Regions from separate parts of the Mus musculus genome. Here region 2 is linked to region 1. Evidence: chromatin loops called from intact Hi-C (ENCODE). Cell type or tissue: left cerebral cortex. All regions are shown on one strand. Each heading gives the region's core, and the rest is flanking DNA. Links, peaks and the distances in the headings are about the cores only. Region 1 overlaps Eif3h (eukaryotic translation initiation factor 3, subunit H). Region 2 has its middle 44 kb from the start of Gm34562.

Region 1 (8,331 bases), core at 332-8,331:
TGGAGATTCAGGCAAGAATATCAAGTTCAAAGCCAGCCTGTGCTATTTAGTGTATCTCAACACCTCCATCCTCAAACCAGAGGAGTCAGAAATAAAGAACATCTCCATGTGCTGACTAAAGGGTGTGCCAAGAGTACTATCTTTGCAACCTCTGTAAATCCAATTTCAGAATAAAGGTATTCAATAATTGTAATGGGGTAAGCACCACTGTGGGGTAAGCGTTTGATCTGTGAACATGTATGTAGTCCGGGCTTGCCGCGAGGCTATGTGTGTGGGGTCTAGGGAAAATATCTAAACTGAGTCCTGACACAGAAGCAGGAGTTAATTAACTGGAGGTGCAGAGGGGCTAAGGTAATCACTGTCTAGGAACAAGTTAGACTCTGGACTTGTAGGGTAAACAAACGCTTCGGTACAGCTGGCAGAGTGAGGGGAAAGCTGAGGTAAGAACAGGAACCACCTGTCTGCAAGACCCTGCTCATGAAATGCCAGGTGGAGCAAACACACCGCCCTCCTGCTGAAAGGACCTTTACTCAAGTATGTCTCAGGCCTGTCATTTCATCACAACACTTACTGAGAGCATCTCACCTGGGAGTCCAGCATTAGAGATACTACAAATGTGACCCCACCCCACCACCCCCACCCCCACCCACACCCAGGTTGTGGCAGTTGCACTAGGGACCAAGCTCAGGGCTCAAATGCATATAGGTCAAACACTACCCGTAAGAGGGTCTTATCAGAGACCAAATGCTTTAGGAACACTACAGGTTTTGAATTTTTAGAGTAGGGCTACTTAATGTGACTATGCAAACATTCACAGAAGAGAACACACACCTTCAAGATCCAGAGTGCGTCTGGTCCTACACAGTTCAAACTCAGGGTCAAGCTGGACTGCCTTCTGCCCTGGTTATTTATCTTCATTTTTCCTAATTCAATCTTACCCCTCTCTACAAATGGACTAAAATAGCAGGAACCAAGTTTCACGTAAGTGTTCTGGATTAAACTGATACTTGCTAAGTGCTCAATAGAATATTTGGTACCTGCCAAACACTAAGAAAGTGGTAACGATGACCAGTATTCTTAGAGCGCTAGCATTATCAATAATGGTAGTGAACAAGACAACAAAGATGGCTACACCCGAGAGCTAACCTCTAGGGCCGGGGCTTTTACTCTTCAATCATCTATCCAGTTTTAAAACTGGAGGAGAAGATCTGTTATAGTTAGTTCCTAATAGCGGTAAAACTATTCTACTGCTAAAGCCTCGGTATTTGCTGTTAGTGAACACCGCTGCTGGTTTGTTCCATATGTAGAATAGGATTAATCAACAGATAAGAGGAGATCGCTGGAATCAATAGCTAAACAAATAATGAAGAATAGCTGCATGAAAGGGAAATTAAGAGTGATTCTAATTTCCTTTCCTATTTTTTAAGTGAAAGACATTAGTCTGAGAAGTTTCAATTATCCATGGAAAAACATCCACTTTAAGGGATTTTTTAAGGAAAGCATTTCAAGTATTATTTAGGCAATCTTATAAATTTTATGTTTCCCCTTCCCCTTGGCTGTGGACTCCCCCAACACCGTAAAGGTTTAAAGATGGATGGCACTACTAAAATACCCATTCAATGGATCAGTCAGGTTACCAAGTCGTTTAAACTGCATTTGAGGTGACACAACTGAGGAATAGCACCATCCTTGTATATTTAGTAGGTCTGAGCTCTGCTTGAAGTTTAATAATCATCTTCCTAGAAGATAGCCTTAAAAATATCACCTCACATCCACACCACACTGACTAGTTCACACTCTCTATGTATTTTAAATAACCTAAACAACTCTCTACAGTTACTGAATTTAAATACCTCATTTCAGTAAGGATGACAGTTACTATGAAATGTGTGAACCTCCTGGCCTGTCACCAACAGCTTACATGTATTACATATCTGACCTTAGCACATACCACTTATCACTGAACCAGTATATTATATGAAATATTTTAAAAGGGGCTAATGAACAAAAACTTAACTCTGGACACTGGAGTTACTTGGTAGCAAACCTCTAGTCCACCTTCTCTGCTCTCCCAACTCCTCCTGTCCACCTACGGTTACTAACTATTTCTTTCAAGCTCTCCTTTCCTTCTGGTGGCCCTCCCCAAGCCACAAAATGCTAGATACCGACTGACTACTGCATTTTCAAGCATCCCAGAAGCTGGCTCTACTTACTATTTTTTCAGCCCATTTCCAAGGTAAATAAATCTCTGCTTTCCCTGACAGATCTTCTCATTCTATGCTTGTATCGAATATATGTCCCTAATCTATGCCTCCATCTTTTGTTCAAGTTCATCTTTCCTGATTCAACAAGTTGTACATGACAAGTTAAAATAGGACCCTACTTTCAAGACAAGAATCATAGCTCTTGGTAAGCAACCTTTCCAATACTCAAGTCTTTTGCTTAATTTTACTTTTTCCTCTTTTTTTTCTGATTAGGGAAAATAAAAAATAATACTGAATGTCAAGTCCACATATTCCTTTTACTACCAAGGGCAAATCAAAGGGGACTTAAATTCTTATATGCTTTTAACAAGGCTTAAGTTACACAGGGAAATGGAAACACTGAAGTAAAATTATAGCAGTTATAACAGGGTACTCAAATATCAAAACAATGATAATTAGTGGGAATGTGAATAAATGTACAAAGCATATCACATATAAATGTTAAACACTGCTGAATGACCATCGTTACTACTAAGCTAATAATAGTATCTTAAATTATTAACCCTTCCCGTTCCTTTCTTCACTACTGAAAATAAATGTTTTTTCAAGCTAAGGCATTTGCTGTAACACATAACAAACAACCATTAAATAGCAGTGAAAGACTACTTCTATGATAAAGAAAATCAGTGGAAGGAAACGCTGATGGTCCTGATGAGTAAAAATTTCATTTACTGGCATTAAGCTAACTGAAGTTTAAAGATTTCAGGTTCAAAGGCAAGACAATTTATCAAGCAAGTTAACTTCTGTGATTAGTATAATTCAGTCATTATGGCTGAAGCAGTTAAAAATAATTCCATACGTTCTTGAAGATGTTCATCAAACCACTTAGCAGTTGGGAGGGAAAGCTGAGAACCTCAGTGCCGTCTCGAAACATGAAATATGTTTCAAATGTGTATATTTATATCAAACAATAATTAATTGAATTATTCCAGTCATCCTTATAGCATTCCCTACCATATGAAGTGTAATTATGGTCTAGGCAAAAGCTATGGAGAAGTCAGATGGACCTGGTATCCGGTGGCTTTCAAGTCTCTATGCAATGGTTTTCTTGTTCTAAGATTATTCTAGCTGTTGAACTTGCACCTCCTCCAAATTTTGGCTTGGCCAGAATCTTTCTTTTAAAGAAAAAGAAAAGAAAATCTCTTTGCAATGAAAGAAATTGTGATCTAAATCATGATGACAAGAAACCTTAGCAATTTAAATAGACAAGCCTTGAAATAATATTGTGATCAAAGTATCAAGCAGCCTAATAAAACCCAGGTGCCTTCGCCTTATCATATGTGGTCCTTATTACCACGCTGCACTATTTAACCTACTTCCTGGGGTCAACAACCACTTTCTGTTATTAATTCCTTCCCATTAATGATCTGCTGAAATTACCATGTTTTCTGATAAGACAACTCTTTTTTCAAAAAGAAAATAAAAAAAGTAAAAAGTCAAAGTAAAAAGAAAGAGTGGGTTTTATTTTGAATGTTTCAGAACTGGAGCCATGATTGGCAAGCCTCAGAAACCACAGTGGCTTTGTACTATTAGCATCCATTCAAGGCTCTGCTACGTCCTAGGGAGGCAACCAGATGACCATGGTTAGTAGAGTAGAGTAAGGGCTCACACATTTTATGATAACAAGCAGCAGCGACATGAAAAGCATAAGCACACAAACCTGCTTTACAGCCCTAAGATTCAAATGAGAACGTCGCCCCGACAAAAGTGTATTATTGCTCCAAATACTTCATCCTTCAAAGGTCCCCGGCGGTACAACTTGAAAGGTCGGAGGCAATGTTCCCAGCTATAGGTACTGCTGCCTTTTAAAATGGGAACTAAATGTCTTAGGGAATTTAGGGAGCATAATTTGGTTCCAGAAAGATTTCACGACGGTGATGTTGAAGTGCCAATAGTTATTACATCCACCTCAACATTTGATTCAAGGACTTAGAGCAGCACTGGATTTTAAAAAGGAGGAAATTATTTTAATTTATCTGCCTTCTTTCACCAGCTCAACCCCACCCCCTGAAACATTGGTAAAAACAAACCATTCGGAAGACTTGGCACTAGACTAGGGTGAAGGACTGGCTGAAAACAGTGCAGTAATGCGCCCTTGTGTACCTTCTCCTCTGGGCGTGAAGGTTTTCCACGTGGCTCTGCTCTGTCCCAACCACGGGTTCCAGGCCATCCAAAGGGAAGGTGAGAGTTGGGCATGTTACAGGCCTCCATTTTACACACAGCTACCTACACTAGTCACAAAGACAGTTGCCACAGCTCAGTGTGCCACGAGTGGCACCCAGTGTTCACACAGCCTCCTTACAGCAGAGGGATCCGTTTCTTTTCTTTCATTCTGTTTGCCCAGATGGCAGAGGCAGCAGATTGGAAGCATTGCACAACATATCACTTAACCATACTGTGTACTCAGTAAAGAAGGAAATTCACATGACAGGCTTTATCAGTACTGTCTGTTTAAGTCATCTGCAAAGCAATGGATTCGAGAAAGCCTGTGCCATCAGTCAGGCACCGACTTCTTCCGTTAAATAAAACCATCTATTCGAGCTATTTGCAGATGCAGTCAGTGGCATTTAATAAGAACTTGTTCTACTCGGCTTAATCTATACTTCAGTTAGTTTCTCCATTCTGGGTAGCAATACTAGAGGCTGTGTTGACTTCCAGAGACTGTGCTCAGAATGCCTGAGCTGACTTGATTCAACCACCACTACTTTATGGTTCATGTAAAGCTTAGAGCTGCTCTGGATCTTTAACGAGTATGGTACACACACACACATAAACTTACATTTTCTGAAATCTAGGTTAAATTCAACAACCACAGACTTCAGCTATGGCAATGCTTTAAGTGAATACTGTAAGCTGATTTCAGGTCTGCACCACTCACTGACAGCGTCTCTGACAAACTAGCAGGATCAGTCCAGTTCTCTTCAACTGGATCTCCGTGCACAGGCATGTTAGCTGGAGCTCCCATCTCTAGATGCGCCACTAATTTAACCTTGTGCTTCTTTCCTCAATTCCCTACTTACCATATGATCCATATCACAAATGTGCAAACTAGCAGGGGAAACCAGAACCACAGAGAAGCTCAGTCTAGACCTCCTTTTCCATGTCTCTCAATGGAAATGTATAGTTCCCAAGTGAGAACTATTAAGTCTGCCTGTACAGTTCCCATAATTAGCTACTAGTGTTTTTTCTAGTCAACGCCCTGTAGGAGACAATCTGAAAAGAAACACATGGGTGACTCTGAAGAAAGAGCAGTCTGGCTTGCCGCTCACACCCAGAATCTGTGAAGCAATAGGAAGCACCTAGACACACTAAGGTCTGAGTATGCCGTGTCCTCTCCTTACCATCCCTTTCCTTACTGAAGCACCAGAGGAAAATCAAGGCATCGCCTCACTGTTCTTCACCTAATCCTTCACACTGTTCTAGTACCAAATTTCTACTGTTTTGAAGGTAGAACTGAGCTCGAGTTGAGTTGATAGAAATATGATAAATCAAAATAAAACATTTTAAGGAGAAATAATTCACAATACGAGGAACTTTAGTAATACACTTTAAAACTATGTAAATATAGGTGGTGGTCCATCTCCTGTCTGCAGCCCTCGCGCCGAGGAAGGAGGCAGGAGGAGAATGAGTTTGAGAAGACCCTTAGCTACAGTAAGGTTTCTAGGCAGCCTTGGCTACACGAGGCCCTGTCTCAAACAACAAACACCAAAACAACTCACTAAGCACATTTAAAGCACCGGGAGTTGCTATCAAATGAGGTGAAAAGAATAAAATACACTACTACTAATATACTACTAATACAATGCAAGAATGATCCGTTTGTAAAATTTCAAGAATAAATTATTTTGTTATATAGTAATTTTAAATCACAGAATTAATATTTATTTGTCATCCTACTTTGGATGAATGGATGAGAGACAGACAGACAGACAGACAGACAGACAGACAGACAAAATGAATCTAGCATCTTCACTTATCAGTTTTCACTTTGTCCTCTAACATCATATAACACCTAACAACTAACATCATCTCTTAGGCTTCCGTGCTTCAAGCCAAATGTGCTGCTCAAAACAGCCAAGTTCCATAAGGAGCAGACCCGTGCAGTCCTCCCCTTCCCCAACAGAACCCATAGTAAGATTCAGTAAGGATGGCTGGCAGAGGCCCAGCTGCAGCTACTGCTGTCATCCTTGCAGCCTGCTCAGGCTAACGGCAGGTCAGAAATCTCTAGAGTTCCAACTAGCTCTGCAGTCAGACTCCTACTTGCTGGCTCTAAACTTACCTGCTATAAAACACGTCTGTACAGCATCACCACCTATCTAGTTCTGTCAAATAGAAATAATGTGGACGTATCTCTGCAAAGACTGCTGAAATGAACATTCAATCCTCTCCTTATTCAAGCAGAGGCTGCCTACATGTTAAACGATGTCTAACAGTTAGATGTTAGAAAAAACAAGGGTAAATAAATGCACACAAGAGCATGGCCAGGAAGTGATTCAGGGTATATAAATCTATACTATATTAGGTCAAAATAAACACTGCTTTTGTGTTTCACTACATCAGAAAGCAGATAAAGGGTACCAACGAAGCTTGCTGGTCTCTACAAAGGTACTAAGTAAGACTCAGGTGAGAAAACAGTGAAGGTATGGAAAGCTCCCTGGGAGCAATCTCAAGCAGAAAGGTTAATTCACAACAAACGGACTTTACGTCTTATAGATTTCTCTTTGGAAAATGCAACATCCACATCAAAAACACCAAACCTAATTATAATTAGTCTAGTTATACACATACAATTTACAGGTAAGGTAATATAGTTAGTTGGAGGACTGAAATTGGTCAACATTTCTAGGCAAAATAGAAAATGAGTTGAAACTTGCTTCTTAGGAAACGGTTTATAGAAAAACAGAAATAACAGAGCCTTTGCTTACATGGTCTAATTGTGGTCTTTTGACATTTTAATTAGTGTTAAATAGTTCATTCTTAATGATTATCAGCTTGAAATTTAGTAATAATTCAAATATCTTCACCTATAGTTGTTGTGGATCAAAAGTAAAACAGTTTTTATTTAATTAAAATTTAAACCACTGGGAATGGTAATTTAAGGATTATGTTTTTAGACTTGGGAAACTTAGGAATTTTAAATACTATTTAAGTACTATATCCACCTGTAATTTTCAAATCTTACAGTATTACTTTAAGTCTGCACAAAATTCAAACAGGTTTTCCTTGGCTTCTTTCCAAACCATAGCACTTACACTTGGGGACCGCGGAGAGGACGGCGTAGAGCGCTTTCGTTTCTTTAAGCAGAAAAACCTTTCACATGGACCAGATTTTCAACAGTGCATTTTCTGCGCAATGGTGTTTCTCAACTAATTTTTAAAAAGTGAAATTTAAGACATGAAATAAACACAATGACACTGTTGAAAGTTTTAAAATGAAGCCAGATTTTGCCCACACTTTTATAGGTACTCCTAAAAAACACTTAAGAACAACAAAAAGACCTGAATATACTGAAATTTCAGTTTCACATTTAGATTTTATTTCGTATTTTCTAACCACCTTACAAGGCATATCATTTTAAAGTTTTACTCACAGTCTGAGTGATCAAAATAAGTTGGTAAGGCATTAATCTAAATTAGTTCATTGCTTTCAACGGTCACCACAAAATCATCAAATGTTTATGTTTTGACATTTCAAATAGTACCATGACTAACAACAACAAAACCAGAACTATATAAATTGTGACATGGTCTGCTGCCTAGACTTGTAAAATGAATTATTTATTAAATAGTTAAAATGTATCAAACATTTTACTAAATGTTTTATACAGAGCTATGGACTAAATGTCCACAAAGCTGAGACTAGCACAGCACACTAAGACCTGCTTATCATGGGCACGCCTCTCCAAAGCTTCGAGCCCTACATACTACAGGGGCAGCCACATCTCAAGTCAAGGAATCAGTCAAGAAACTTTCTCCAAATAAATGCCAAGTCAAATCATCACAGCAGTTTGCTCTTTATTTCTTGAGATGCCCACATTATTTACTATGTCCCACAAATGTGGATAGTT
Region 2 (8,340 bases), core at 58-8,057, 140 kb before region 1:
CCTTGGGAGAAACTGCCACGGCCATCACTCCTTCCTTGTGGCAACATCTCTTGTTTGTTGTAATCCTTTTGTAAAGTTGGTAGAAAATGAGAAGCCATGACATTATGCACGGGACCTCCCAGCACTGTCCCAGCACAAGCACCTTCTTTAGAAGTGGGTTACAGTAAGAAGCAGGAAGCTCCTTCAAGGCCCGTGGTAGAAATTTGATAGAAAGTTCCTGAGTATCAAAACTTGAATCTGGACTGCAGAAGAAGCTGATTTGGTTATGGGCTGTTTCCTTCCCACGTCCCAGATCTGGTGGGATATGGTTCGGATTTCAAGTTACAACCATCTAAAATATCAAAGCTATCTTTGCAGCAGGATATACCCCCAGGCTGTGTTTAGAAAGAATGGACTGAGGAACACAAGCACTGCTGGGGGCTAGGGAGCCTCTCTCAGAGCTCCTGGAACTGGAAATATAAGGACAAAAAACTGCCTCTAACCAGGCTTCGGCAAGCTCCTACCAATCATTTCTATGTCAAAGTCTCAGTCTCAGCAATATGGAGAAGTGATGGAATTTTTTGATGTATGAGGAGGGGGAATACTGAGGTGGAGCTTCCCCCTCTCAGAGGAGAAGGGGAGGGAGCGTGAGGGAAAGTATGGGAGGGGGGCCAGGAGGAAGGGGAGAGAGGGTATTGGGATAAAGGGAATAAATAAATAAATAAATAAATAAATAAATAAATAAGGGAAAACTGAAAATATGGGGGGGAGAGAGAGATTAGACACAGTGGAATGAAATTGGGTCACTGAAACAGGGACCCCCATCCTCTCCTCTTTCTTCCTCTTGGTTGTTTCCTAGATACCATGGAATAAGCAGATTTATCCTTCATACATTCCCTGCAGAATGGACTGACTTACCACCAGCCAGAAAGTAACAACTGAAACTGCCAAAACCATCAGCCAAAATAAACCTTTCCTCTATTTAAGTTAATTACCTTAGGTATTTTGTTACAGTAATGGAAAGATGACAAACAGGGCATCCACACATCAGTGCCTTCAATAAAAGTTATTCTTGAGTTAGTGTATTGATGACTAGGGTTTTTATCTCATTGAAATCTTTACTTTAGGAACTACTCCAATTCTAGCCATGAGCAGCCACAACACACATATGCAGTCCTGGCTACTGAGAGTCTAAGGCCAGAAGATTACAAGTTTGTGGCTTGCCTGGACAATTCTGGAGACCCTCCAGATAGTAGTCAGCTCCATGGGAAAGTGGTTGTCTTGTTAGCCTCTGTAAGGTCCTGAGTTCATCCTTATTTCCGAAAAATTCATTTAATAATACTATATAGCCATTAAACAATGTGCTTATAAAAAACGTACAAAAACAATAGTAGGTGGCCAAGTAGCATCTAAAACTTCCTCTGGACAAGCTATTCTTCTCGTATTTCTCTGTCGTTCTGGAAGGTAGCTCATGGTGCCAAAACAAAATATCACATCAGACTGCTGAGCTTAACACAGGTTTATTTCTTGTAGTTCTGGGCTCCAGGAAGTCCAGGTGCCTACAGACCCAGTTCCTGGTAAGGATGCTTCTTGCCTCGAACGTGAAGTCTACGTTCTCACTGTTTCCTCATATGACCTATCTTTTGTATAGGTAAAGAGAGAACAAAGGTTTTTCTCTCCTGTAAGGTCATCAGTCCTATTGAGTTAATAGCATCATTCTATCCCCAGCATCTTTCACCAACCACCATTGCAGTAAGGGTCAAGTCTACAGTCTGGTGAGGTCACAGGAGAGTATAATTCACTTCACAAGAAATATCCTTATAGCTAAACCTCAGCCATCCAAAATCACTTCAAGAATCCACACAGGAAGTCTTCAATGGTTCAATATAACTGCCCCCAAATAAAGAAATATTGACTTTATAAAACTCAAGATCATTTTACATAAGCTAGAAATAAACAGATCGCTGTTAAATAGTAGTACAGTCCCAGCAGGCATGGACACCACAGATGGTGTCTCTAAAGAAGACCCGGGCACATCTATATAGAATACAAAGATAAATCCTTGTAGGTGATAGGTAGTGAAAAGTCTTCTAAAGGAAATACCACAGAATATTGCCATGCTAGAGATCAGCAAATGGCAAGGGGCATAAAAAAATTCACACAGCTGTTTGATGGAAGAATATTTCAGAGAAATATTTCAGAAAAAAAAAGAAAGCCTGCACTTGGGCTACTTGATGAAGCACAGAGAGATGCATGGCTAGGTGTAAGTATGAGCAGGGGAGACAGGAGGTATGCACAGGGCCAGCCCAGCAGAGTCCTTAGGCCTTTGAGGGACTTGGGCTCTTCATCTGAGTAAAAATGGGTGCCATTGAAGATGGAGGAACACGGTCTTACTTAGCAGATGGTCACTGTGACTCTGTGCTTACAACAGGCTCCACTGGAACAAAAGTGGGAGCAGAGAGAACAGCAGCTAAGGAGCATTAGAAAAGGCCAGGGGACAATGGTGGCTTGGACACCAAGATAACAATAGGTATTTGAGAAGTGGTCAGACTCTGTACATGTAACTGGTCCTCTCTATCCATGGGCTCTATCTCCATGGAGCCAAACAGCTTCAAATGAAAAGTATTTTTTAAACCCACAAAAATCACAACTCTCCTGAGTGTGACTATATTTGTGTTATTATTTCCTCCAAAATTTCAGCTTCAGGACTACTCAGATGCATTTAACTTGTGTTACAAAAATCCAGAGATGTTCTACTCATTATGAGTCTATCTGGACATCTGTGCAGTCACTGTGCAGCTTTGTAGCTTTGCACAGTGGATTTGGAATCTGAGAGCAGGCTCTGTGTCAGTGGGAAGGATCCTGGAAACAGTGTACTGAGGATACCAAGGGACTGTATCCTGGGGGTTATTTCATTTCAAAGACAGACCACTTCTCCTCCAGGACTTAAAGAGATGTCATACCTGCTTTCTTAAATGCCTAGTCAGGGATTTAAGCATCGTCCACAGTCTTCTGGGAATCAGAGTTTGGCTGTCCCATATATAAGTATGGAAAAATAAGGGGTTTGGAAAAATACACCTTAAAGAGTTGCAAACTTGGACTTGAAAAATACCATGTGCTAAGTGGTAAGTCACGTATTCAAGAACTGACTCTATGTCTTGAATTTTATTTAAACCCCCAGAGGTCCTAAAGGTGAAATCTGTTGTGGGGTGTACCCGGCCTCATCTCTTCCTAGCCTTCCTCTCCACCCTTGTATAATAGTCAAGCTTTTGCCAAGAGGAAAGACAATTGTGCAGCCAAACACAGTGTACTCTTTGAAGACTTCATCCCACCCTGTGTCTCCAAGAGCCACAGCGCGCGCACCTGCCTAACCGAGCCTGTTCGTGGGTAGTATTCCAGCATTAAAAATTCTGGTATCAGTTCTATTCCTATCTGGTTTCGGGCCTCTTAGTTCCTTTTTGCTTAAGGACCACTCTGGCTACCTGAGAAAGGGAATCCTTTCCTCCAGCCCTAAGCCAGGACTTCAATAGTTTTAACCAAAGTTACAGTCTAAAGAAAAAAATAATAATAAACACACCCTCATGTTGTATGTCTTCCATTTGCAAGCATGTGCTAAAATGGATCAAGCAGCCAACGGGTTTAGTATTTCAGAGGGAAAAAGTTAAACACAAAGAACCATTCTAGATAATGGGGAGGAGAAGCGACTTACTATAGATGGTTGGCCGGCTGCCATTCTGAGCAGTTTTACATTTTTAAACAGTACTTACCCAATGCTCTCCTTAATCCTATTAAATGAAAACTTTTTCTAATTTTAAAATTAAATTTCCTGTATTTCCTGATAGGCTTCCAAGTTAGCCTCCTTCCCGCCTCCTCCCTCGGTCCCTCGATACTTCTGTAAGAAGAGGGGCATTAGCATCCTGGACAGATGCCAGTTGGCACTGTCGCCCTCAGCGTCCCTCGATGCCCCTGAGGTTTTCCACTGAGTTCAGATTGTTTTCTTACTTCCAGTTCTTGGGTATCGCCCTGTAGCTTGTGGCTAGTGGCTGTGGCCTTTCCCCCCACCACATGGGGGCGCACTTCAGTCATTTACCTTTAAGAGCCTAACCTTAGCTCCAAACCTTTCTAATTACTCCATCCCTTCTCTTCTGTGGAACTGGGGAGTTGAACTCAGGGCTCCCTGCAAGGTAGGCAAGTTCTCTCCCACTGAGCTCAGCCCACAGGCCCTTCTAACACCCATCCTCAACACGCTTGCATTTATTTGTTTATGCCATCTTAGAATAGGACCAAAACCAGAAGTTAAAATAAGGACTACCATCATATGGTATGTTAACACCAAACCAAAATATTAACTCTATGGTAAAAATTACCTTGCTCAGTGCACACAAAATGGTGACTATCTGGTGTTACTTCGAGAAAAATTTTCAGTGAAATCATTATTCAGCATTTGCCACTTCGGTTTATTTGCATTCCGAATTAAAGGTTATCCTCATAGGTGTGTGTAAGGTCCAGTCAAGCAAACACAATGGTATCTGAACTTATAATGTCCTACTTGTAATGCGTTAATTATGCAAAGGTCCTGGTTAAAATTTCACTGATACGGTCCATCTTTCCTTTGCCACTCGCTCCTGTGGCAAACTGAGAGATATCGTACCTTAAATCTTTTCACTGGACTTCCCAGAAGGTTAGGAAATTCTGTCTCCATATTTTTGTTTTTGTTTTTAAAGTGTTAAAAATGTTTGGGAATGAGAGACACAGTATGGCAGGTTACACGAGAACGACTTCCATAGATTCGCATATTCGAGTCTTTGGTTCCCAGTTGGTAGACTGTTTGGGAAGGGTTGATTAGGAGGCGAACTTCACAAAGGAAGTGTGCCGGTGCAACATCTCTGCTCCTGTTCCATCTCTGCCCGCAGCTTACAGATCAGATGTGCGCCCTTGGCTGCAGTTCCACTGCCACGCCATGCCTACCTGTCGCCAAGCTCCCTGCCATAGTGGTCATGAACTAGCCCTCAGAAGCTGTAAGCAAACCCCAATGAAATGTTTTATGTTACAAATTGCTTTGGCCACGGTGTCTCCTCACAGCAAAAAAAAAAACAGTAACGAAGACCTCGTGATTCACTTTTGGAGACAGAAGGACATAAAGTACCACCTAGTTTATAAACCTAAACCTTTAAAATTCTTTCTCCAGCCAGGTGTTGTTGCACGTGATTGTAAAGCCAGCACATGAGAGGCAAAGGTACAAAGATCAGGAGTTCAAGTCTAGCCTTGGTTACATAAGGATTTCAAGGGCCTAGCAAGAATTAACTTTGAAATAACATTATTTGTTTTCAACATCTCATATTTTAATAGTGGGCTGGTGCTATGGCATAAGTCATAACCCATAGCACTACCTCATTACCTAAAATCACATTGAAGTTTAATCTCCACTCTAGTGCCATTAAAAGGTTGGGGCTCTAGAGGACGAACGTGATGAAGGTTCTCCCTTCATTACACCCTACAAAACACCCTTCAGGACCAGCCCCTTTCTTTCCCTTCTGCCTTCCGTCACATGAAGTGAAACAGAGGAGGTGGGGCCTTCAGACGTCAACCCTGCTGCTACCTGTGCTTGAGTCCCAGCTTCCAGAAGTGTGAGTAGGACATTTCTTTCTTTTTTTTTTTTAATTTTTTTATTAGGTATTTTCCTCATTTACATTTCCAATGCTATCCCAAAAGTCCCCCATACCCCCCCCACTCCCCTACCCACCCACTCCCCCTTTTTGGCCCTGGCGTTCCCCTGTACTGGGGCATATAAAGTTTGCAAGACCAATGGGCCTCTCTTTCCAGTGATGGCTGACTAGGCCATCTTTTGATACATATGCAGCTAGAGTCAAGAGCTCCGGGGTACTGGTTAGTTCATAATGTTGTTCCACCTATAGGGTGGCAGTTCCCTTTAGCTCCTTGGGTACTTTCTCTAGCTCCTCCATTGGGGGCCCTGTGATCCATCCAATAGCTGACTGTGAGCATCCACTTCTGTGTTTGCTAGGCCCCGGCATAGTTTCACAAGAGACAGCTATATCAGGGTCCTTTCAGCAAAATCTTGCTAGTGTATGCAATGGTGTCAGCGTTTGGAGGCTGATTATGGGATGGATCCCTGGATATGGCAGTCTCTAGATGGTCCATCCTTTCATCACAACTCCAAACTTTGTCTCTGTAACTCCTTCCATGGGTGTTTTGTTCCCTATTCTAAGAAGGGGCAAAGTGTCCACACTTTGGTCTTCGTTCTTCTTGAGTTTCATGTGTTTAGCAAATTGTATCTTATATCTTGGGTATCCTACGTTTCTGGGCTAATATCTACTTATCAGTGAGTACATATTGTGTGAGTTCCTTTGTGATTGGGTTACCTCACTCAGGATGATGCCCTCCAGGTCCATCCATTTGCCTAGGAATGTCATAAATTCATTCTTTTTAATAGCTGAGTAGTACTCCATTGTGTAAATATACCACATTTTCTGTATCCATTCCTCTGTTGAGGGGCATCTGGATTCTTTCCAGCTTCTGGCTATTATAAATAAGGCTGCTATGAACATAGTGGAGAACGTGTCCTTCTTACCGTTTGGGGCATCTCCTGGATATATGCCCAGGAGAGGTGTTGCTGGATCCTCCGGTAGTACTATGTCAAATTTTCTGAGGAACCGCCAGACTGATTTCCAGAGTGGTTGTACAAGCTTGCAATCCCACCAACAATGGAGGAGTGTTCCTCTTTCTCCACATCCTAGCCAGCATCTGCTGTCACCTGAATTTTTCATCTTAGCCATTCTGACTGGTGTGAGATGGAATCTCAGAGTTGTTTTGATTTGAGTAGGACATTTCTGTTCATCATAAATCTCTTGGCCAGTGTTCGGCTAGAGCAGAGCCGACAGACTACGACAGATAAATACATGTCTTTAAGGCAGTGCTGTAGAGAAGAAGAGCATTTTGTATCACTTTGGAGTGCGTACTTAGAAGGGCATAAAATTCTAAGTATGCAACCTACCTTTGTTTGGTAACTTAAGAAATTTATAATACTATCATTGCAATTCTATGCAGGACAAAATGTGGACAGTTACCACCTAAATAAATAAATAAATAAATAAGATTAAATTACTATTGTATTGTCCACAGAAGTAAAATGAGAGAGAGAGAAAGAGAGAGAGAGAGACTTCTGTTTTGTATATACTGTGTGTGCTAACAAGTCTAAAACTCACAGAGCAAACAGGCACACTAAACGTCAGCAAAACTGATTTGCTGCAGTCAGTGGAGTGAATCCCAGAAGGAAGAAAGTAGAAAATCTGTGCCAATCACTCTATCAGTCCTTGTCTTCGAGATCCTAACTGATTTGATGAAATCTGTCCACCTATTCACAGGATAGAATGTGCTTTACTTAGAGTTTCATCATGAAAGTATTAATCCCATCTAAGTCATAGGCTAGACATGGTATGATAAACCTATTGACCCAGCACTTGGCAGGCAGAGGCAAGAGGACTGCCAAGTTCAAGGCCAGCCTGAACTATGTTCAGAGACTTTTTCTCAAAACATAGACAACAAAATAAAATACCCTCATAATAAATACTTCTGTGTTTGGCCAAACAACAGGCCTTATAGCATTGCCAAGTGTATATGCACAAGTCCTGTTAAAAAGTACATGTGAGTGTGACTTTATAAAATTTGTAAAATATAACTAATTGATACAATGTAGCAATGTCCTGGAAGCAGACCACTGGCCACCACTGTTAGCGTCTGCTCCGGCAAGTTCCTACTGTCATTCATGATGCAGTGACTACAGGTGTGGCGATCCATGGATAAGCCATGCAAGTACCAAGTAACAAGTTGTAAGCAATTTTTACTCTCTTCCGTAATTTTTTATATTAAAGCATGTATGTAAAATTGGAAACATTTGTTTACAAGCGTCCACTTGGAATCCATTAGTTTGAAGCACTAGAGCATTTAGGAGAATTGAAGTCTCAGATCAATCATCACAAATTTTAAAGGCACCTGAGTATTATTTTTACCCTGCACGTTTATAAGGTGAACTCTGAACTAGCTCAGTAAACCCCAGGGAACAATGTGCTTTGTTATGGGTCTATCTACCGATAGCAAACTAGATGAGCTTAACCAATTCTGGAAGAGGAAAGAATGACTTAGAATGCTTTGAAATCTTTTTGGTTGCGTTTGGTTTGGCTTGGCTTTGCATCTTAGAGATGTCACTTTATTCATTATGTTGGCTTTGTATGAATATGTGTATGTATGTGTGTGCTCGTTTGTCTGTACATGGGTACATATAAATGTACTTGTGTGTGTGTGTGCAAACAGAGGCCAGAAGAAAACCTTGAACATCATTTCTCA

The links. Hi-C counts contacts between places; a loop is a spot of excess contacts. Peaks named below come from ENCODE experiments on the same cell type or tissue, not always from the same donor. Only the 100,000 strongest peaks of a DNase experiment are listed, where the experiment ranks them.
Region 2: a loop joins it to region 1, with 2.7 times the contacts of the local background. A loop is called at or near these places in 8 of 42 quality-filtered maps.

The regions. Positions count from the first base shown.
Region 1 is chr15:51,829,685-51,838,015 of GRCm38, forward strand. The region is part of intron 2 of Eif3h (eukaryotic translation initiation factor 3, subunit H); the gene reads right to left. Among named protein-coding and RNA genes, the nearest start is that of Eif3h, 32 kb to the right of the region's middle. In left cerebral cortex, for the core only: a CTCF peak has its summit at 4,547; DNase peaks (open chromatin) are centred at 4,589, 5,476 and 6,452; H3K27ac peaks cover 436 bases.
Region 2 is chr15:51,692,875-51,701,214 of GRCm38, forward strand. No RefSeq gene overlaps it. Among named protein-coding and RNA genes, the nearest start is that of Gm34562, 44 kb to the left of the region's middle. In left cerebral cortex, for the core only: a CTCF peak has its summit at 4,041 (motif pointing right); a DNase peak (open chromatin) is centred at 4,035.